Linked DNA regions of Homo sapiens: regions 2 and 3 are each linked to region 1. The links are chromatin loops, found by intact Hi-C in ENCODE. Cell type or tissue: Panc1. All regions are shown on one strand. Region 1 has its middle 18 kb from the start of PGRMC1. Region 2 holds the start of LINC01285 (long intergenic non-protein coding RNA 1285). Region 3 overlaps LONRF3 (LON peptidase N-terminal domain and ring finger 3).

The links. A loop is a pair of places that touch in the nucleus more often than their neighbours do. Peaks named below come from ENCODE experiments on the same cell type or tissue, not always from the same donor. Only the 100,000 strongest peaks of a DNase experiment are listed, where the experiment ranks them.
Region 2: it touches region 1 in a loop (4-fold over the local background); 21 of 110 quality-filtered maps call a loop at or near these places.
Region 3: it touches region 1 in a loop (3-fold over the local background); 6 of 110 quality-filtered maps call a loop at or near these places.

What each region holds. Positions count from the first base shown.
Region 1 is chrX:119,214,644-119,222,643 of GRCh38, reverse strand. It overlaps the pseudogene NUDT19P1, the pseudogene HNRNPA1P28 and the pseudogene NUDT19P6. Among named protein-coding and RNA genes, the nearest start is that of PGRMC1, 18 kb to the left of the region's middle. In Panc1, CTCF peaks have their summits at 3,990 and 4,198 (motif pointing right); no DNase peak of the experiment used is centred here; H3K27me3 peaks cover 1,479 bases.
Region 2 is chrX:118,835,625-118,843,624 of GRCh38, reverse strand. It overlaps LINC01285 (long intergenic non-protein coding RNA 1285), which reads right to left and starts at 4,069. Exons shown (of 7, transcript NR_110393.1): 1 at 3,850-4,069; 2 at 1,760-1,810. RefSeq lists a silencer at 4,202-4,271. In Panc1, CTCF peaks have their summits at 3,849 (motif pointing left) and 4,146 (motif pointing left); a DNase peak (open chromatin) is centred at 4,144; H3K4me3 peaks cover 1,173 bases; H3K27ac peaks cover 954 bases.
Region 3 is chrX:119,000,553-119,008,552 of GRCh38, reverse strand. It overlaps LONRF3 (LON peptidase N-terminal domain and ring finger 3), which reads right to left. Exons shown (of 11, transcript NM_001031855.3): 6 at 2,318-2,432. Among named protein-coding and RNA genes, the nearest start is that of LONRF3, 30 kb to the right of the region's middle. In Panc1, CTCF peaks have their summits at 5, 227 (motif pointing right), 3,167 and 3,442 (motif pointing left); DNase peaks (open chromatin) are centred at 222 and 3,462; H3K27ac peaks cover 1,004 bases.

The DNA of each region.
Region 1 (8,000 bases):
GATATACAATCGCCATCTTTATGATACTCACGTGACTGTTCAAAGTATAAACACGTTTATCCTAAGAACTCCGTAGTAAGAGCCGTTTGTAGGGTGCTCATGCTTGTTTGTAAACTGGTCTATTTGAAGTCCTTGTGAATAATAAGGGTTGAATTTCAACTTGCTTGAAACTTAAGGAAGTGTGTGCCTATAAAAGTTATACGGCTGGGTGCGGTGGCTCACGCCTGTAATCCTAGTACTTTGGGAGGCCGAGGCGGGTGGATCACTTGAGATCAAGAGTTCGAGACCACCCTGGCCAACATGGTGAAACCCCGTCTCTACTAAAAATACAGAAATTAGCCGGGCGTCATGGCACACGCCTGTAATCCCAGCTACTAGGGAGGCTGAGGCGGGAGAATCGCTTGAATCCGCGAGACGGAGGTTGCAATAAGCCGAAATTGCACCACTGCACTCCAGCCTGGGCGACAGAGGGAGATTCCATCTCAAAAAAAAGGGGGGGGGTTTATTATAATGCAGTGTTTCTAATTTCAGGGAGCTCTCTTGCTTATTTTATTTATTTATTTTTTTAGAAAAAGACCTTTATTCAGCATCACGATCAGACTGTTATATTTAGCAATCAACAGCATGGGTGCAAAAAAAAATCTACATTTAAAACCCTTTGTTAGAATGCTTTATACTTTCCGCAGAACAGAAACTAAAATAACCTGTTATACAATTAGTCGCAAATACAGTTCTCGAGTTTTTTGCCCATATACATGAGTATTTGTCTAAAACATGTCTTCATTGTAGCAGCTAGGCCCTGCCACCACTGTGCTTGGCTGAGTTCACAAATCTGTTGTAACCTGTAGCTTCCCTGGCACTTCTCTGGCTCTCCTCTCCTGCTAAGCTTTGTTTCCTAATTTAAATCTTCTGCCACTGCCACAGCTACTGCTGCTACTGGAACCGCCATAGCCACCTTGGTTTCATGGTTTGGCAAAGTATTGGCCTCCACCATCATAGGGGCCAGAGCTTCTGCCTCCAAAATTTCCTCCCTTCATGGGTCCAAAATTTGAAGACTGATTGTTGTAATTGCCAAAATCACTGTAGCTTCCACCACCTGCAAAATTGCTTCCATCATTACCAAATCCATTATAGCCATCCCCACGCCACCATATCCACCACCACCACCACAGCCGCCACCAAAACCACCACGATCACTGAAGTTTCTTCTATGACCAAAGTTGTCATTCCCACTGAAACCACGTCCAAGACCACCACCAAAGTTTCCAGAACCACTTTGTCCTCTTTGGCTGGATGAAGCCAGTCGCCATCTCTTGCTTTGACAGGGCTTTCCTAACCTCACAGTTGTGGCCATTCACAGTATGGTATTTCTGAATGACAAGCTTATCCACAGAGTCATGGTCGTCAAAGGTTACAAAGGCAAAGCCCCTTTTCTTGCCACTGCCTTGGTCAGTCATGATTTCAGTCACTTCAATTTTTCACTGTTCAAAATAATCTCTTAAGTGATGTTCTTCAGTATCTTCTTTAATGCCACCAACAAATATCTTTTTCACAGTTAAGTGGGCACCTGGTCTTTGAGAATCTTCTCTTGAGACAGCTCTCTTTGGTTCCACAACTCTTCCATCCACCTTGTGTGGCCTTGCATTCATGGCTGCATCCACCTCCTCCACAGTGGCATATGTGACAAACCCACAACCCCTGGAGTGCTTGAAGTTTGGATCTCTCATTACCACACAGTCCGTGAGCATTCCCCATTGCTCACAATGGCTCCTCAGGCTCTCATCGGTTGTTTCAAAGCTCAACCCTCCGATGAAGAGCTTCCTCTGCTGTTCAGGCTCTTTAGGAGACTTTGACTTAGACATGACGGAAGGGAGAAGAGAGACTTTAACGATGCTTCTTCGGCGGCGTCCATGGGCAGAAAGGCCCTTATTTTATTCTTTAAACCTTACAGTGTGCCACATGTATGAGGTTTGTAAAGTATTAATGATCTTGTTAACCAAAACAAGAAAAAAAATTTCACAAGGGTTCCCACTTCTGTATTGTTTTATTATCTCAAAAGTTTAAATAAGATGTTCTGCTGCTGTTGTTCTTGATGTCCACTGTTTTAGCACCTTCCCTGATGTGCTTAGGAAGTTGATCGATGAATTTCTTAGACTTTCTGTTGGAATTACTTTAAGGGTGTCTTATTAGATGGTGAAAATTAGACTGAGACACCCTTCAAGTGACCATGTCATTGTTTTCTTGCTATGTCTTTAGCTTGATGATTAAGATACAATTCTTTTAAAAACCAAATAGCATTAGTTATGTTTCCCAAATTAGAAATCTATTTTAGTTAATGTTTTAAAGAAACACGAAGCCATAGCAAAAATCATTATTGTTTTTACTCCTGAGTGTTAATGAATGTAAAGAGGTTACAGATGTAGTGTTTAATTAATGATGTTTATTTTTTCTATATTTAACATAAGTAATTTTTCATTGTCTTTAAAGAGGAATGTTTATTGATTAAAGGTGAGAAATGATAGTTAAGACACCAATTCTGTGTCAAGATCTTTGACTGTATTATGCATTGTACAATTGACTTCATTTTTCATGAAATGCCTTAGTTTTCCTACTATAAAATAAAGACAATGATGAATTAAAACAAAACAAAACAAAAGAATAGAACACCATACCTGCAGCCCAGGGAAGCTGAGCCACTACCACTGCCACCATAAACTGACTCTCAGCAACCATGAAACTAGAGACTGAGACATGGAAACACTGACTTAGGTTGCTGCAATTATTGCAAAAGTCCCTTGACTGCCATCTCTGTCTCCTCTGCCCCCTCCTCAAACTTGCATATACACACACACACTCCAGCCAACACATAACACTTGGTATGTGCAAAGCACTATTCCAAGTTCCATTCTTATTACTATTATTATGCCATTTTACGGAGGAGTAAACTGAGGTAGAGAGAGGTTAAGTAGCCTAAGATTACAGTTAGTGAGTTGTATATGCTATTATCTGCCCTGCTCTTATCTCTGAACATTTCTTTGTCAGTTTTCCACGTATCTAGAATTCTTCATGAACATATTTTTAATGACTGTATAAGATGCTATCATATGTATTTGCCACAATTTATTTGGCCATTCTCTTATCTTGCATATTTAGATTTATTTCCAATTTTTCTTTATGAACAGTAACTGCAATGAGCACTCTGCATACAAATTATTTTGCCTATTTCTGATCATTTTCTTAGGATACACTCCTTAAAATTCAGCTCTTGGGTCATAGGCTATGAAGATTCCTAAAAACAGTATTTGAGGGTCAGCAGTTGTGAATATTTTTAATCCACTTGAGTATATTAATGGGCATACCAACCAGTAATATGCAAGAGTACTCGTCTCACTGTACCCTCCACACTTAAACCGGGCATTTTCATCTTTTCAAGTTTTTGCTATAAGTATGCTGCATGTAATATTGGCATGCTCATACTAAAAATGTGTTCATTGTTTTTCTGAAATTCCAACTTAACTGTGTCTCCTGTATTTTATCCAGTAACCCTACTTGATGTGGATGTCCAAACTCTCTTCTTTTTTGAGGTATTCCTCCATTGTGAGCCTGGAAAACAAGGCTGAGGCCTCTTACTGTGGAAACTAAGGGAAGCACATATTCCCTCTCCACAAGCCCTGAGTGGTCAGGGAGTCCATAGGGGACCCAGGCTCTTACTGAAGACTTTGGATCTTGAGAGGTTTATACAAAAAGTGGCCATTTTGAATTCATTCATAGAAACTGCATCTAGCAGACCAGAATGTCAGATCAGTAGAGTCCAGATGTAGCAGTGTTTTGTGGTGGTGGTGTGTAGAGGCAGTGAAGGTGGTTGTTGCCAGTAGTGACATACCAACCAAGCTGGTCCTATGGCAAATCTTGACTGAGGTCCTCCCATGATTCCTGATCATTTCTTTATCCTGGTTTACCTGCCTTTCTGTTGATTCTGTGAAATGCCCAATAATTTGCTAAATTCAGCCAGAGTCAGTTTCTGTCTTTTGCAACCAAGATCCCTGACATTTATAAATAAAAGCCCAGATAGGCTGGAGAAAATTTGAAATCATGATATTTCCAAACTCCTTTTGTATTCCTAAAATTGGAATTTTAAAAATTCTCCTCACCAAATGACTGTTGTTCAAGGGAAAGGGATTTGGCATTTTCCAAAATAAGCACTAGATGGTGCTATGAGGTAATATGTTCTTGATTGTGTCGTTGCCCAAATAATAAGGATTAAGATCGCCAATAACACTATCACCAAGGATACTGTCAACAAGAATAGCTAAAATTAATTGAGTGCCTCATATATGCCAGAAACTGTTCTACATGTTTGATAGAGTTGTAAACCAAAAATAAAATTCTAACCCCCCAACGAACTGATGGACTCTCCCCTCGGCTAAGTGAATTCCAAAGCCAACTTGAAAAACTAGTTCAGGCCATGATGGGAAGTGGATGTCAGACATGCTTCATTATAACCTTCTCCATTTTGGAATTCAGGCACAGCTGACCAGCATTAATATCAATACAGAGACATTAAGACTGTTAGAGGCCAGGCGCAGTGGCTCACGCCTGTAATCCCAGCACTTTGGGAGGCCAAGGCAGGTGGATCACCTGAGGTCAGGAGTTCGAGACCAGCCTGACCAACATGGTGAAATCTCATCTCTACTAAATACAAAAAATTAGCTGGGTATGGTGGAGCATGCCTGTAATCCCAGCTACTTGGGAGGCTGAGGCAGGAGAATCACTTGAACCCGGGAGGCGGAGGTTTCAGTGAGCCAAAAGATTGTGCCACTGCACTCCAGCCTGGGAGACAAGAGCGAAACTCTGTCAAAAAAAAAAAAAAAAAAAGAAGACTGATAGAACAGACTCTTTAAGTTTGATAAGAAACATTTACAATCTATTCTCTCTGAAGCCTGCTACCTGGAGGCTCCATCTACATGACAAAACCTTGGTCTCCACAATCCCTTATAGTAACCTAGACATTCCTTTCCATTGAGTTCAAGTCTTTAGATAATAACTCTTTCAACCAATTGGCAATCAGAAAATCTTTGAATCCGTCTATGACTTAGAAGCAACCCCCTCACCTCTGCCCCTGCTTCCAGATGTCTCCACTTTTCCAGATAGAACCAATGTACATCTTACCTGTATTAATTGATATGTCTCCTTAAAATGTATAAAACCAAGCTGTAGCCCAACCACCTTGGGCACATGTTCTCAGGATCTCCTGGGGCTTGTGTCATGGGCCATTGGCCACTCATATTTGGCTCAGAATACATCTCTTCAAATATTTTACAGTTTGACTCTTCATTGACAGAGTGAACTCATTTCTTACAACCAATAAAGCAAGTAATTTTATTAACACATTTTACAGAAGAAGAAATCAAGGCACATTCAGTTTAGCTAACTTATCCAAGATCAGAAAATCATTTACTGATGAAGATAAGATTTGAACCAAAGAAGCCTGGCTCCAGAGGCTGTACTCTGAACCAAAATGCTCTACTACCTGTCATAATTATATAATATAGCCAACATTTACTGATGGTCAACAGTGAGCCAGGCATTTTGCACAATGGAGTCATTATTGTCATTTTCCATATGAGCGAACTGAGGCTCCAAAAGGCTAAGTAATTCATGTTTCCATAGACACAGAGACAAAGCTGAGAGCATTTGTAAATGTAATTCCATGATGTTAGTAATGAAACAAAAATAAATACATAGATAAGATACTAATGTTTGTCACTTTAGAGAGTAATTCCACTTCAGGCAGAGGGAAAGATATACTTTGAAAATGATTGATTTACATTCCAATTGTTCTGTGATAAAATAAAAAAAATACGATTGGCATGGTAAATGATTCCTTTTCATTTCAGCTCTTCAGTGTGGACAAAATATTTTCCCTCTTTTGATACTTCCCTTTAGGAGCCAAAGACGGTGTGAAAGCCAAAGGTAGAATTAGAGCCTGGCTTATTTGGGCTTTTGCATTTCTCATTATGAGGATGAGTATGTCTCATGATCAAAGTAGATGAATTAGGCAGCACCCAAAACATGTAACTTAGGTAGGCTCTGGGCAGGAACCGGCCCTCCTAACAAAATGATTGTAATATTTGTCTGGAAATGTGAACTAAGTTAAATAGCTAAGAAAAGTTTGAGGCAGAGGAGTAATGCTATCAAAATGTATTATAAAACTGCAACATTTAAAGCAGTGATAGTGCTGCAAGAAGAGGCAGATCAATGGGTCAGATAGAGAGCCTACAAACAAAATAAAGCAAAAATATGTGTGTATATGTACAAGTGTATACATACATATATATGAATTTATAAGGTAAAGGAAAGATCACAATTCAATGGGAAAGGGAAGGATTATTCAATAAGTGGTACAGGGATGATTTGCAATCTGGGAAAAAACAATCACATCATTTACTGAAATAAGTTACCATTTATTTCTCCCAACTGAAACCTCCTTTGCAAAAAATATATCAGTGAGAAAATTATGGCAACGTGGTGGGGGACTGGAGATCTGATCTGGCCAACCTCCCTTTTGCCTTTAGCCTTCAAGCTGCTTTTAATTAATCCCAGGCTTAAGCCAAGCTAACTTTGGGAGGCATTTAGTTTATAGCTTAAATGATAATAGTTTTTCACCATAACTCATAGCCTTTGTAAAGCTAAGGACAGACCACCAGGCTAAGAGGATAAGAGGAGCCTGAATTCTGCTAAGGTGCAGACGTAAACAATTACCCACCATTATTCCCGGGGTCACAAGATATGCAACTTTCCCAATTACTGCTGCAGATGACATCCCTATTGCAGAACTTAAGATTGGCCTTTTGAAATACTTTTTCAGGTTCGTTGCATGTCTGCCACCGATAGTTCCACCTGGACCTGTCAACCACTCCTGTGGTCCTACCCAGAAGCAACTCAGGGCAAGAAGACAGCTTCGACTCCCTATGATTTAATCTCTGATCCAACTAAACTGCACTCCCCATCCCTAGCCCCCTGCCCACGAAATTATCTTTGAAAAACCCCTAACCTCCAACACTTCCGCCTCTGGTCAATTAAACTCTTTCTTTACTGTAATGTCTTGAATTTATTTTGTTTTTGCACTGGGCAGGAAGAAGCCTTAGGTCAGTTACATAACTGCAACTTTGTATCTTTTGACAAACATCTCCCCATTCTCAACCCCCACCGCCACCCCCAGCCTCTGGTAACCACCATTCTATTCTTGCCTCTTATGAGTTAGATTGTTTTAGATTCCACACATAAGTCAGAACATGTGGTATTTGTCTTTCTGTGCCTGGCAGCAAAGATGTTTTAAAAATCATGACCCTCAACATTATAAAGCTCTTTCATGTACTGGTGAGGAGGAAAAATTGCTCTGGCCTTTCTGGGTGGCAGTTTGGCAAGATGAAAGAACCTTAAGAAATTTTGGGTCTTTTGTACTAAAAATGTCATGTCTAGCAATTTTTCTTAAGGAAATAGTGGTAGTACAGATAAAGATTGTGGTACAAAGATATTATTCATGTCAGCCTTGTGAATAACTAGAGGAGAACCATTAAGAGAATAGTTACATTATGGGACAACCATATGATAGAATGTCATGCAGCCATCAGAAACGATGTTTACAAAGATTTTTTTAATGACACAGGAAACCATAGATAATAAATTAGATAATCAAGATAAACAAATTTCAAACACTCATCAGACCTATAAACAGGTAACAGATTTATTCAGTGATTAAAAACCTCCTTAACACCCGTATTCCTTGCCTGCACTTTTAATAAAGAAGAGTCATTTTGTGATGAAACAAACTATAGAAAGTTTGAGGTTCAGGTTCTGGACCATCACAACCCTGGAGATAAGTAAGGTTTGTCTTCCCCTTCCCCTTTATATGCTTTTGATTATCTCGGGGCACTATTTTCTCTTTCCAGTGGCCTCCTGCTATCGCTTTCCCCTCTGGCAAATTTTTTTCTAAGGCA
Region 2 (8,000 bases), 380 kb after region 1:
GCCCAGGCTGGAGTGCAGTGGTGTGATCTCAGCTCACTGCAACCTCCACCTCCCAGGTTCAAGCGATTCTCCTGCCTCAGCCTCCCAAGTAGCTGGGACTACAGGCACACGCCTGGCTACTTTTTGTATTTTTAGTAGAGATGGTGTTTCGCCTATGTTGGCCAGGCTGGTCTCCAACTCCTGACCTCAGGTGATCCACACACCTCGGCCTCCCAAAGTGCTGGGATTACAGGCGTGAACCACCGCGCCCAGCCCACATTTTTTAAAAGTATGTATTGTGTTACTTCAGTTATTCTAGTAGCTAACTGTTGAGCATGCCTGTCTTCTTTCATTTAGATGGACAGAAGGTAGGCTGCATTGTGACCGTCACTTTCATAACTAACTATGTGTTAATATTTAATAGGGCTGACCAATTTAAAAATCAGTGCAAGTGAGGATATTAATTGGCCTATGTTGGGGCTTCTTTTTCTCAAATATAAATATGCTCTTTAAAGATATACAGGTAAATATTCAAAGACTTAAAAGAATAGAAAGTGGTTGCTTTTGGGGGCAACATGGAATGGGAAGGAAAGCAAATGATTCATTTTTTAAAAAAAGCAAATCTTGTAGAACTATTTGATTTTTAAAAACTACAGTATGATACCTGTAATCCTAGCACTTTGGGAGGCTGAGATGGGAGGATCGCTTGAGCCTAGGAGTTCAAGATCAGCCTGGGCAACATGGCAAAACCCTGTCTTTTTTTTGTCTTTTTCTTTTTTTTTTTTTTTTTTTGAGATGGAGTCTTGCTCTGTCACCCAGGCTGGAATGCAGTGATGCGATCTCAGCTCATTGCAACCTCCACCTCCTGGGTTCAAACGATTCTCCTGCCTCAGCCTCCTGAGTAGCTGGGATTACAGGTGCATGCCACCACGCCCAGCTAATTTTTGTATTTTTAGTAGAGATGAGGTTTCGCCATGTTTGCCAGGCTGGTCTCTAGCTCCTGACCTCAGGTGATCTGTCCACCTCAGCCTCCCAAAGTGCTGGGATTACAGGCGTGAGCCACTGCGCCTGGCTGTGAAACCCTGTCTCTACACAACATTTAAAAATTAGCCAGCCATGGTGGTGTGCACCTGTAGTCCCAGGTATTTGGGAGGCTGAGGTGAGAAGATTGCTTGAAGGTTGAGGCTGCAGTGAGCTGTGATTGCACGCGCCACTGTACTCCAACCTGGGTGACAGAGCGAGATGCTGTTTCAAAACAAATAAAAAACCTACAGTATGTACTTGTATAATTTTGATTAAAATAAACAAAAGAAAACGAGAGGCACATTAAGTCCTCTTCTGGAAAAGGTTTCCTTAATACTTTCCTCCACCCGCCTTCAAGCAGGGTTAAGTGTTCCTCTTCTGTAAAAGGTTTCCTTAATACTTTCCTCCACCCGCCTTCAAGCAGGGTTAAGTGTTCCTCTTCTCTGCTCCCCAGAGCATCTTGTCCTCAACTCCCTTCAGAGCACTTAACAAGCTATACTGTCATTGTTTTGTTGTCTGTCTTCCTGAAGGAACTATGAGCTCCTTGCAAGGAAGGACTATGTATTATTCATTTCAGCTCCTAATTTTTATAACACTAAAAAAGGCATTCATTAAATGAAGTGAAACTAGCTAAACCAAATACAACCAAAAGTCACTCAATCTAGGCAAATTAACATCACAATGAGACACTAATCAAAAAGACAGACAAGAAAGTATTGGTAAGGATGTGGAGAAATAGAAATCCTCATACATTTACCAGTGGGGATAGAAAACAGTGCAGCCACTTTGGAAAGCAATCCAGAAGTTCCTAAAAAGTTAAACATACAGTTACTTTATAAAACCCAGCAATTCCACTCCTAGGTATATACCCAAGAGAACCCAAAACATGTCCACACAAAAACTTGTATACGAATATTCACAGAATTATTCATAACAACCAAAAAGTGGAAACAACTCAAATGTTTATCAACTGATGAGTGGAAAAACAAAATATGGTATATCCATCAATGTAATATTATTTAGCCAGAAAAAGGAAGGGAGTATTGATAATGTTACAAAATGGATGAACCTTGAAAACATCATGTTAAGTGAAAGAACCCAGACACAAAAGGCCACATATTGTATGAGTCCATTCATGTGAAATGTCCAGAAAAAGCAACTATATACAGACAGAAAGCAGACAAATGGTTGCCTAGGGCTAAACATGAGAGAGGAGATTAACTGCAAACTGCTTCTGGGAATTCGTGGGGGATAGGGAAAATGTCCTAAAACTGTATTGTGGTGATGGTTGCACAACTCCATAAATTTATTTTTATTTATTTGTTTAGTTTTGAGACAGGGTCTTGCTCTGTCACCCAGACTGGAGTGCAGTGGCACAATCACAGCTCACTGCAGCCTCAACCTCCCTGGCTCAAGTGATCCTCCCACCTCAGCCCCCAAGTAGCTGGGACTACAGGTGTGCACTACCGCTCCTGGCTAAATTTATTTTTTAAACTGTACACTTAAAGTCAGTGGATTTGATGGTATAAAAAGTACAAGGCTGGGAAAAAATTCCTCAATTTATTACATTATTCAGTTTCTTTATAAATTAACTGTTTTTCCTCAAATAGACTACTTCTATTAAGAACTGTGGTGAGGCTGCTGGTAGTGGTTCACGCCTGTAATCCCAGCACTTTGGGAGGCCAAGGCGGGTAGATCACCTGTGGTCAGGAGTTCGAGACCAGCCTAGCCAACATGGTGAAACCCCGTCTCTACTAAAAATACAAAAATTAGCTGGGCATGGTGGTGGCATGCCTGTAATTCCAGCTACTCGGGAGTTGGAGACAGGAGAACTGATTGAACCCAGGAGGCAGAGGTTGCAGTGAGCCGAGATCGTGCCACTGCACTCCAGCCTGGGCGACAGAGTGAGACCGTCTCAAGAAAAAACAAAAACAAAAACAAAAAAAAACAAAAACAAAAATAAAACCGTGGTGAGGCCAGGCATGTGGCTCACGCCTGTAATCCCAGCACTTTGAGAGGCCAAGATGGGCGGATTACTTGAGGTCAGGAGTTCAAGACTAGCCTGGCGAACATGGTGAAACCCCATATCTACTAAAAAATACAAAAACTAGCCGGGTGTCGTGGCGGGCGCCTGTAATCCCAGCTACTCAGGAGGCTGAGGCGGGAGAATTGCTTGAACCCAGGAGACAGAGGTTGCAGTGAGCCGAGATCGCGCCATTGCACTCCAGCCTGGGCGACAGAGCAAGACTCTGTCTCAAAAAAAAAAAAAAAAAGACCGTGGTGAATTAAGTTTCTGAGACATTTCTGTCAGTTGGGACTTGGGGCTGTGCTGCATAGACATCACAGCCAGCATCTCAGTCTGAGAAATTGTACGATGTCTTGAGGTGTACAACGTGTTTCCAGTTGAGTGACCCCAGTGTGTAGTCTAGATACTCCCTGGCCTTTCTGCTGGTTTAAGTGTGAGAGTGCCTAAGGCCTCTACACCAAGCAAGAAACTAGTCAGTTAACAAACTCACGTCTTGAAACTCCCCAGCCCAGTTCACAACCAGGTGAATTGTTCTATTACAGCATATCTATGAAAATGATCGATCAAATTACTGATTTGATTTTCTCCTTTTTTTGGAGGGTGGGCAACTGGGTAAGTGCTTATTGGGCAAGGATGTCCGGCCAGATCAGCCAAAAGATACAAAGTCCATCCCGTCGGCCCGTCCCCTGGGGTACTACAGGGGAAATCTCATCTCTCCAAGGCCGGTGGGGAGGCACAAAGGGATTTAACAGCACCTCTCCTGGCTAGGGGAAAGGCTGGGACAAAGTCCCTCCTTTGTTGCATTGCGGGAAGGGCCAAACCTGCCACAATGTCAGGGTGAGGTGTCTGTTCCCGGGGCCTCCTGGTGACCGGGAAGCTCATGCGACTGCTCCCGGACTTCAGTCGCTTTCGCCGCTGCAGCCCCACCGTCCGGCCCGGGCATGGCGAAACAAGCAGGCGGTGGAGGGAGGAAACCAGCCCGAGCCAACCGCTCATTCCTCGCAGCCGTCCGGGGATCCCCAGGCGGTCCCCTACGACCCTGCGCGTGACCCCCCTGTCACGTGGCCGCCGTCCCTTTCGGGATGCACCATTGCTTCTGGCGCCCCCTGGTGACCAGAAGAGAGCAGAGCTGGCACCGCGAGGGCGAGCCTGCCGGTCCGCTGGACCCTACGCGAGCCGGCGGCGCTGTCTGGGCCCCCGCGGCGGAAATGGCCCCGCCGGTGGCACCAGGGCGTGCTCCGCGAAGCCCAGGGAGCTGACCCAAGCCCGAACTGGAGTGGGTGGAAGCCGCTTCCACCCTTTCCTCCCTTCCCCCGAAAGGGAAAAGGACCTCTAAGAAGACAGAATGGCCAGATAATTATCTTGAACCTGGATTCCAGCTCCTTGTGCAAAAACAGAAGAATAAGGCAGGGTTTTGGAGTTTATGTTTGTTTGTTTGATTAAGAGGGTTTTGCTGATGCTCCTGAAAACATGTATTTGTAGCCCCGAGATTGTGAGCTAATTATTACTTCTGAGTCTCATTCTCCTCTTCTATAAAATAGGGACAATAATGGTGAAGTGTTTGTGAGGATTCACAGGTGTTTGTGAGGAGCAAATGAAATAATCCACCTGAAGGTTTTAGCAGACAGGTTTAAGCTACTTGTTTAGCTTTAAACCAGCTAGTTTAGCAACTAACTCAGGTCTCAGTAAACACCTTCGAGAAATGAAAGGATTTTGACACCATAAAATAAACACGTGCCTAAGGTGAATTGTCCATTAAAAATGTATGTATATGGGAATTAAAACCATCTATCCCCAAACTCGGCCTGGACACTGAGAATCAAAAACCCCACTGTAGCATCTACATAAAAAGGACTTTGCTAATCCACTGTCTTCATTCGCATTACTTTTCCAGGACGTTCTCTGCAGGCGAATAGTTTCTGCATTACAGGATCTTCTGCAAAGGCCCATCAACTCGTCAATGGACAGCACCAACAGTTTGCACTCTAAAATTTTTTGAATGCCTCTCATTAAAATCCTCCTCTTGCTGCTTACACCAATCCTAGAATGTTGGTATCTCGTGGTTCTTACCCAATCCCAATCAAATCCCAGCATTGAAAGACTCACCGCCTTAAGCCCATTTTTCATTTCTCAATAAATTCTGATCTTTCTTTTCCTGTCTGAAGCACCGCTAAAGCTTCACGAAGTGGTGTTCTCCCGTAGTGAGGGAAGCAATAAATGCACTTCGTCATATCATCAGGTGCATTGGTGATATATGGGGAGCGAGCATTTGATTTTTTATTGTTTTAAAGATGGGGTCTTGCTATGTTGCCCAGGTTGCTCTCCAACTACTGGCCTCAAGTGATCCTCCCACTTATTCAATTAATGGTGTTGGAATAATTAGCCAAGCATTTGCACGATTTTTCTTTTTTTTGAAATGGAGTCTCGCTGTCACCCAGGCTGGAGTGCAGCGGCATGATCTTGGCTAACTGCAACCTCCGCCTCCCATGTTCAAGTGATTCTCCTGCCTCAGCCTCCTGAGTACCTGGGATTACAGACACGTGCCACACCCGGCTACTTTTTGTATTTTTTAGTAGAGACGAGGTCTCACCATGTTGTCCAGGCTGGTCTTGAACTCGTGACCTCAAGTGATCCACCCGCCTCGGCCTCCCAAAGTGCTGGGATTACAGGCTTGAGCCACCAAGCCGGGCCTCACACTTGTTTCATTCCCAGTGAACTACTTCACATACTGGCAAGCCTATTGGAGCAGGGGGTCCCTGCATTGTAATGGTGAGGTTGGCCTATGATGTGGCTGGGGCCTGGATGATTTTATGGTGATATCTTCCTCTTTACCCCAGCCACCAGGCCTACCACCCTCCAGCTAAGCTTGAGTTTTCTCCATTCATTCAAATCTTCTAACAGGTGCACTCAAAAGAGTAGTATCATTTTCTTCTCCTAAGTCATTCAGTTTTATGTTATTGTCCCTCATTGTTTTATTTTCAGCTGTGTTTCCATCAATTCTCTTGCTTTTTCTAGGAAAAGAGTCATATTTATTACAATTTATGATGGATATTTGTCAGCCAGTAACAACACAGTGTTTATTATAGTTTTTTTATTAGTATGTTTTTATATTTGCTCAGGCTTTACCCCTTTACTCCTCTTTTTTGACAAATAATCTTTAATTTTGCTCTCAAAATTATCACATTTGTCATTAGAAAAAGAACAAAAACAATTTTATAAATACTTCATATGTAAAACTCCCTTTTTAGAGAGTACAATCCCAATAAAGTAAATTATACATGTATCTACATTCACAGGGTTAGAAAAAAGATTTAAAAGAAATATGCCAGGTTGGGCATGGTGGCTCACACCTCTAATCTCAGCACCTTGGGAGGCCAAGGTGGGAGGATCTCTTGAGTCCAGGAGTTTAAGATCAGCCTGGGCAACATGGTAAGACCCCATCTCTACTAAAAATGCAAAAATTAACCAGGTGTGGTGGCACACGCCTAAAGTCCCAGCTACTTGGGAGGCTGAGTTGTGAGGATGGCTTGAGCTCAGGAGGCAGAGGTTGCAGTGAGCTGAGACGGTGCCACTACACTCCAGCCTGGGTGACAGAGCCAGACCCTGTCTTCAAAAAATAAAAAAGAAATAAAAGAAATATCCCAAAATATTCAGTGTTTACCTATGATTTATTTTTTCTTTTACTGTATACTTTTATGATTATTTAAGTATTAACTGTATTTTACATAATTTTGTGACACTCTAAATATTCAACTTTTGTAACAAACCTAAAATAATTTAATAAATGAAATAGTTTTACAAACATTCTGGCACACAGAGAAGGAAAAAATTTACATTTCTTTTCTGTTTTTTGTTTTTTTGTTTTGTTTTGTTTTGTTTTTAGAGACAGTCTCATTGCCCAGGCTCAGACACCATCACAATTCACTGCAACCTCGAACTCCTGGCCTCATGTAATTCTCCTGCCTGGACCTCCCAAAGTGTTGAGATTACAATCATAAGCCACTGCACTTGGCCAAGAATCTTTTTTTTTTTTTTTGAGACAGGGTCCCACTCTGTTGCCCAAACCAAAGTGCAGTGGCATGATCACGGCTCACTGTAGCCTTGACCTCCTGGGCTCAAGCTATTCTCCCGCTTCAGCCCTTACAAGTAGCTGAGATCACAGGCATACATCGCCATGCCGGGCTAATTTTTAAGTTTTTTGTAGAGATGTGTCTCACTATATTTCACAGGCTGGCCTTGAACTCCTGGGCTCAAGCAATCCTTCTGCCTCAGCCTCCCAAAGTGCTGGGATTATAGGCATGAACCACCATAACCAGCCCCAAGATTCTACCTTAAATTATATTTTCCTGAGCCAAAATTAGATCTTGGTCCATCCAGGATATTTAAAACCAACCTCTGGTCAGACGCGGTGGCTCACGCCTGTAATCCCAGCACTTCGGGAGGCCAAGGAGGGCGGATCACAAGGTCAGGAGATCGAGACCATCCCGGCTAACACGGTGAAACCCCGTCCCTACTAAAGATACAAAAAATTAGCCAGGCGTCGTGGTAGGTGCCTGTAGTCCCAGCTACTCTGGAGGCTAAGGCAGGAGAATGGCGTGAACCCGGAAGGCAGAGCTTGCAGTGAGCCCAGATCGCTCCACTGCACTCCAGCCTGGGTGACAGAGCAAGACTCCATCTCAAAAAAAAAGAAAAAAAAAAAAAACCTCTATCATGTTCCAACTAGTAAAATTTAAGTTCCTTTACTTATAGTTTTTCAAACAGCTTTGTCTTGATGAATAGGAAATTGGTCAAATATTCATATCTGCTTATTTCTCCTGCCCCAAGAACTAATCTTCCATTATGATACAGTTTTTCTAAGCAATGTCAATATTTTTACTTAAAATATGTGATGGAAAGTTCACAGGCTTTGGAGCCGCCCAACTTACCATTCACTTACTGACTGTATGACCTTAGTCCTGTTACTATCTTTTGC
Region 3 (8,000 bases), 210 kb after region 1:
TGATTTGTCTATTTGCCTTTCTAATATACCATCTAGGTATCACTGAGATTAAAAGTCATGATTTCAAGAACTGGACTCAGGCTCAATTGTCACTGTTACTCTCCTCCCAAACACCCCTGTCCGATGCATACCCAGGGATGTTTAGGTAGTGGGTATTTAACGGTGTGAATCAAACAACTGATGTTAAAACATCTGCAGAGAATTGCTTGCTATGGAAACTACCCCTACAGTCCCAGCAGGGGGAGCGCCTGAGTATAAAACTGTTGGCTTCAAACAATTTTGTTCCTTTCTCAGTATGGGCTGTGTCTCTATTCTGCAGTGAAAATGATTGGAATATTTAATTCTATGTAAAATGGTGCAAGTGTGACCCTATGTGAATAAACAGAGATAGATGAGAATATCTTCTAGACCCCAAGTCCTGAACTCTATAGCATCTGTCTCCAGGATGCCTTATCTGCCACTGTCACTGCCATTGCCTGGCTATGGGAAAATCAACTGCATTTCCCAGTCCCAGTTGTGGGGGATAAGCATTGACTGAGGAGGTAGTCAGTCTAAAAAGTAGGTGACTCCTCTGCTGATACTAAAACAAAAAGCCAGAAAAGGCACATACTAAAATGTTAACTAACAGTGGTTTTCTCTAGGTACTGAGCATATGGGTAGATTTTTCTTCTTTCCACTTAATCTGAATTTTCCAGTGCTACAACAACACAGATGTATTATTTCAGTATAAGGATCAAGGACTTCTCACCTACAATCAGGCCTGCAAATCCTACAACTTTATCCAGGGAAAGGTATGACATTGACCCTCCTCCCAATCCCAACGCATACCCTCAGGGCTACCAGTGATGATGATTTCACTCCATTCCCTTAATTTAAATACTGGGGTGATGGTAAAGCTCAACATGTGACTTCTCTTGACCTGTAGTCACCTAGAGATAGCCTTGCATCTCCAACCTCTCCTCAGGAATGACAGGGGTCAAGGAACATTAACACCGATTGTAAAATGTGGCAGATAAGTCCCTGAGGGAGGGAAAACAAGATAGATTCTCAGGTCTTCTTTATCTGTAGGAAATTCCTTCAGGTTCACTTGAAAAACAAAGGTGGGAGTTTGTGTGATTAGTTTTAGAGAACCTGGAAGTCCTAGAGGGCTGCGGTCTGCAAAAGCTCTAGGGCTTCCAGGTACAGTGGCTCCTGATGGGTTGGACAAGGATCACACTGAAGTTCTGTGAGGTTCTTCTGGGGCCTTTGGAGCTGTTATCTTCAAGCCACAGAATAAACACTGATGATAAGGGAACATCAGGGCTTACCTAGTCCAATCCTAGAGGGGACAAAAGATTTACTCAAGATTACAGTGTATCAGGTGCCACGATGACATTAGAACCAGGATCCAAGTTTATCATCTATTTAATACTTTCGTTTCCAACACAAATTAATTTCCCTACTTACACTGCATAAAAAGCTGCATGTTGCCTCATTTTCCTGAAGGACTTTATGGAGAGGGGGACAGTGGCTATAAGACAGGAGAAATAGGCTGGGCGTGGTGGCTCATGCCTGTAATCCCAGCACTTTGGGAGGCTGAGGTGGGTGGATCACCTGAGGTCAGGAGTTCGAGACCAGCCTGACCAATATGGTGAAACCCCATTTCTACTAAAAATACAAAAATTAGGCCGGGCGTGGTGGCTCACGCCTGTAATCCCAGCACTTTGGGAGGCCGAGGCGGGTGGATCATGAGGTCAGGAGATCCAGATCATCCTGGTTAACACGGTGAAACCCCGTCTCTACTAAAAATACAAAAAATTAGCCAGGCGTGGTGGCGGGCGCCTGTAGTCCCAGCTACTCGGGGAGGCTGAGGCAGGAGAATGGCATGAACCCGGGAGGCGGAGCTTGCAGTGAGTGGAGATCACGTCACTGCCCTCCAGCCTGGGCGACAGAGCGAGACTCCGTCTCAACAAAACAAAACAAAACAAAACAAAACAAAACAAAAATTAGCCGAGCGTGGTGGCATGCGCCTGTAATCCCAGCTACTTGGGAGGCTGAGGCAGGAGAACTGCTGGAACCCAGGAGGCGGAGGTTGCAGTGACCCGCGATCACGCCACTGCACTCCAGCCTGGGTGGGAGAGTGGAGACTCAGTCAAAAAAAAAAAAAAAAAAAAAGAAGACAGGAGAAATAGATGGTTTGAGGGAGTAATGTGCCCTACCACAGTGCCGTGGCTGGGGGTCCAGTTGAACACTGTCTTAGTGCCCAATTCCAAATAAACTAAACAAAACAAGAAAGAAATACTGATTTAAACCAAACAAGAAAGAAATATTGATTTACCTGTGAAAGACCGTCTTTGCACAATGGACACTTTGCGTTGTGATCTAGGCATCTTTCTAGGCATTTTAAGCAAAAAGTATGCCCGCAAGGTGTTGTGACTGGCTCATAGAATAATCTGAAATTTAGGAATCAAAATGGAAGAAAACTGCAATAAGACCAAAAATAAAAGAGTGACTCAAAGCTAAGTTTTTAAAGCATTATTTAGAATATTTTAGGGTGGGGGAGGAGTTCTTTTTAAAAAGTCGCTATTGTTATACTTCAGATAAACATTTGCCTTTCATTTTTGAGCTGGATTAAAATACATTTATTAAAGTTTAGGGCATAGCTAGATCATTTTGTAACATCAATTCTAGTCTATCTCTTCTGGGGAATTCAGATTTTTTGCCCTGTCTGGTCCAAGAAAAATAGAGATTAATGCACAGAGTGTCTGGATAAATTCCATTCCGAAAATATTTAGCCAACCTGTTCACCTGAGTATATGTAAACACACACACACAAACACACACACACGCACACACATTCTCTCTCTTACACATTTACCCATTTAAGCACTTTACATCATATTACCATGGAAAAAAACCGTTTGCTAACCTTGATTCCTCTTTTCGTCTAAGCAATGTTAATGCCTGAAGGATATCAAAATTGTACCTCTAACAAACATAACTGCCTTTTATATAGATAATTTTCATAGGGGCAGGAGAATAGTATTGTTAGTGTGCTTACTGATATAGACTAGATATGGATCTATATTGATGCATATACACACATATATACATACATTTACATGTGTACATACATATATATACATACATATACTTCAATTTGGTACTATTTTAATTGCTTGGGGAGAACAGGATATTTTCAAAGCAATGTGGGAATCCTTTTATAAATTTGTTCTGTACCTTCAGAAATTAATGGATTTGCTTTGCTTAAAAAAAGGCTCACCTGCAGCGAGATCAGTGAGTGAGGGTAGCTGAAGATGACCGTTGAGGAGTGGGGCTTGCACTCACCAAGAGGAGCAGCACAGGAAGAAGGGAAAGACCCCTGCCTGACCAGCCTATTTTCACCTCACAAGAGTGTTCAGTGGAGAGTCAGAGGCTGCCAGCTGCACGGCTCCCTCGTGTGGCCAGGAGGTGCACCAGCAGCCTGGCCAGCACTGCCAGACTGAGTAGAAGAAGCAACATGCCAGCTGAAAAGTACTTGAGAAGAAACTGAACCCACTAACTAGAATGAACCTGAGGTCCACAGGGGTTGAAGTTACTTGTCTAAGTGCGCACAGCCAACTGTTGACAGATGAAAGTCTATCCAACTTCCACTTCAGTCATGTGCCTTTTCTATTACAACAATAATTCTCAACCATTGCTGTGCATCAGAATCACCTGAACAGCTTTATCTTTAAACAGCTTTACTGATGCAAAATTGACATAAAATAAATGGAACAGACGTAAAGTGTACAATTTGATAAGTTCTGACATATGTACACACTTATGAAACCATCGCCACAATCAAGATAGGAAACATACCCATCCCTCCCAAATGTTTCCTCATGCCCCTTTGTAAGCCCTCCTTCCTGCCTCCCCCAGTCACCTGGGGAGCCTATGAAAACTCTAGATGCCCACTACAGCACCTACAGAGATTCAGATCAGTAGGCCCAGTGTACAGGACAGGCATCAGAAATTTTTTTTAAGCCTCCCAGTGGTTTTAATGTACAGCCAAGATTGAGGATCACTGTGTTACACAATCCCATTAATCTCTGCATAGGCAAACTTACTGTATTGGTCTTCAAATATCAGTTACGTGTGGAGCAAAAAAACCCATACATTGTGAAGCTCCACTGGCTAAAGTTCCAGATTCAGCAGGTCAAGGAGACCAGCAGAAATGGGATATTTTTAACAAGCCAATGGAGGTCTGGAGGAGGAGAGAGACTTTTCATGTATTCAACTTTTTGGTACTTTTTGAATTTTATGATTCTGTTTAAAAAGTAGTTAATTTGTTTAACAAATTAATTAAAACTAATAAATTTTAGTTATCAAATTGGCCAAAAAGCAAAGTTATTTAAAAAAGAAAAACTATTTACTATGGAGGTCTCAGTGCACTAAGGCAAGAAAAAAAATGAGAACTGGAGAGGAAAAAAACAAATCTGTCATTATTCACAAATGATATGATGGTGAACTTAGAAAAATCTAAAAGAATCTACAAATGATTATTAGAATAAGAATGGAATTAACAAAGTTACTAGATAAATACACACACACGTGCACACACAATTATAGTTCTATATACCAGCAATAGACATTAGAAATGTCATCATCTTAAAGATAACATTTGCAACTCCTTTTAAAAATCAAGTGTCCAGGAAGAAATCTAACAACAGTTGTAGGAGACCTCTATTGGAAAAAGCTACAAACACCTCATTGAAAGAAATTAAACAACTAAGTCCCAATAAAAAACCTCAATGGGTTATTTCATTTGTTTATTTTTGTAGAACTTGACAAGTTGATTTCTAAACTTTATAAGGAAAAGCAAAGGGCCAAGAGCCAAGATACATCTGAAGAGCAACGATGTGGGAGGACTCACTCTACCAGATTACAGAACATATAAAGCTGCAGTGATTAAAACAGTATATGACTAGCACAAGGACAAATAGACTCGGGGAACAGAACAGAAAGCCCAGAAACAGATCCAGACGTGGATTCTTGATTTATGACAAATGTGCCACTTCAAAGCAGATGGGGGAAAGATTTTCAATACATAAATAGCATTCTCAATAAATGGTATTAGGAGAGTTGGCTATCTATAGGGGGAAATGAAATTGGATCATCTCTCATATCATTCGCAAAAATCAATTCCATGTGGGCTGTAAAAATAAATGTGAAAAGCAGAACAATAAAACGTTCATAAGATGAAATAGCCAGGCACAGTGGCTGGCACCTCTAATCCCAGCTACTTGAGGCGGGGGTGCTGAGGCAAGAGGATTGCTTGAGACCAGGAGTTTGACACCCCATGTCTCAAATAAATTAATTAGTCAAATAAAAGAAAATAAAGATAAAATAGGAGAATATCTTTATGACCTGAAGGTAAAAAAAATGAATTCTGACCCTGTCTATAAATGAAAAGATTGATAATTTTGACTGTATTAAAATGAAGAGCTTTTGGCTGGGTGCAGTGGCTCACACCTGTAACCCCAGCACTCTGAGGCTGAGGCGGGTGGATCATCTGGGGTGAGGAGCTCAAGACCAGCCTGGCCAACATGGCAAAATCCCATAAAAATTAGCAGACTGTGGTGGTGCATGCCTGTAATCCCAGCTACTGGGGAGGCTGAGACAGGAGAATCGCTTGAACCCAGGAGGTGGAGGTTGCAGTGAGCCGAGATTGCACCACTGCACTCCAGCCTGGGCAACAGAGTGAGACTCCATCTCAAAATAAAAAAAAAATAAAAAAACAAGAAGAAGCGCTTTTAAGTTCATCAAAAAATGTCATTAAGAGGGCAAAAAGGCAAGCCAGAGTAGGAGAAGGTATCTGCAACACATACGACTAGCAAAGAACTTGTATCTAGAGCATACATAGACACCCTAGAAGTCAGTAAGAAAAAGAGAAGGAAGCGAACAGAAAATGAACAAACACTTATAAGCACCAGCAGATGTAAACAATGTTTATAGCAATGTTGTCCATGATATCCCCTAACTAGATACAATCCAAACATCCATCCATAAGAGAACTGATAAACAGACTGTGGTGGATTCATATAATGGGATATTATACAATAATGAAAGTGAACAAACTTTACCTATATGCAATAACATGGATAAATCCTAATACTGAGTAAAAGAAGCCAGATTGAAATAATAAATTCTGGATAATTCAGTTTATATAAAGCTTTTACATAGGCAAAACTAGATTGCATCGCCTAGATACACATATTCGGGTAGTAAAGCTAAAAAGAGAAACAAGATAAAAGTCAAGATAGTGGTTGGGGTAGGGAGGATAGTCCTGATTGGGAAGAGGCATATGGGTAGCTTCTTGGGTCCTGGCAATATTTTACTTCTTGAACTGAGAGGGGTTACATAAGTATCTTCTCTACAATATTTTGTTAAGAGAACATATTTATATTTTATGCACTTTTCCACTGTGTGTATTTCACAATTTAAAATGTTTTTCAAAAGTGTGATTTGGAACCACTGCTGTGATCTAATTATCAGAGCAGCCAAACCAAAATATCTCATTTCCTTGGTAACTTAGTCCTGTGAATCTGAATGCCTTATATTATTTGATGGTACTAATGATGAAGATGATTGATGAATCTGTATCTACAACTAATATGCAAAACCATTTTTCCTGAGAATTTTGCAATTGGGCCTATTGTTCATTTAAGAATGTAACCTAATGTAATCTATCTAAAATAACAAAGATATAGCTGGCTAATTAATTGCAATAAATACTGACATTTAGTGAGCAGATGAATAAAACACACACAAAAGGACACAGCAATCTCTTAGCAAAAGCTGTGATTAAAATGCCCCTGACTGAGTGGTAGCAAACACAAATGCGGCCACAGATGCTGCATAATTATTCCTTTGAAATAGTTCAGGGTTCAGATGCTTAGAATACATTACACTTTTCAATACTCAATTCATTTCTATATTTAGGGCTACTCTGCTTCTCTGCACAGCCAAAGTGACTGGAACAGATGGAATATATTTTTCTGGCTGTATTTCTTGGTGTGTCAATACTTAACTTTGTATATTAAGAGGTGGTAATTATGATTAGCTTCATTATACTATTGAGAAAATTTAAACCCAGACAGGTTAAAATAACTTGCCTAAGATCACACAGCTAGCTGGTAAGTAGCAGGGCTTTGGGATGTCAGGTCAGATCTGACTCTCAAGCCCATCTTTCTTCTTCACTCTATGATGCGGCAACAAATGTGTGCATGTATTTCTGCATCCAAATAGACATCATCCATCTACATGTAGATGCACACACTCATATGCACATTTTCCTCCCTCCCTCTCTCCTCTCTCCCTCCTTCTGAAAAAGAGAGAGACAGAGAGAACTTGACTAGAATTTTTTTACCACTTTAGGTAACGATTTCAGAAAACACATCCAAGAGGTATTTATAAATCAGAGCAGGGCCAGATTTTCACACAAAAAACATTTTACATTGTTACAGTGATGGAGTAAACAATAGCAATAATAAATGCTTTCAGTTTGATGTCAGCCCAGATAAAATGTTTGGCTTGTCTGGAAATAGCTATCTTTTCCCACCAGTTACATCCTTGTATTGTTTTCTTTTGCTATCAAATGAGAGCAAAGAGGAAAGGAGGAGGAGAGGAGGGAGGGGAGAAGGAGAGGGAGAAATAGGGAGAGAGAGGGAGGGAGGAAGAGAGAGTGACAGTGAGAGAGAGAGAGAGAGAGAGAGAGAGAGAGAGAGAGAGAGAGAGAGAGAGAGAGAGAGAGAGAATGAGAGTGAACTGACAAGATCCTTAACACCAAGCTACTTGAGTAGCTAAAACTAGGTTAAATATGAAGCTTCTTGTTAGAATTGACAAAGAGGTCACTGGGCCATTAGATAACTGGTTCAAATATCAAACATTCTTACTGCATATCTCAAAATGTCTTTGTCACCCCAAAAGTTCTGCTCCATAGCAGCCCCAGAGGTGGCCCCCAATGGCTAAGGTAACCA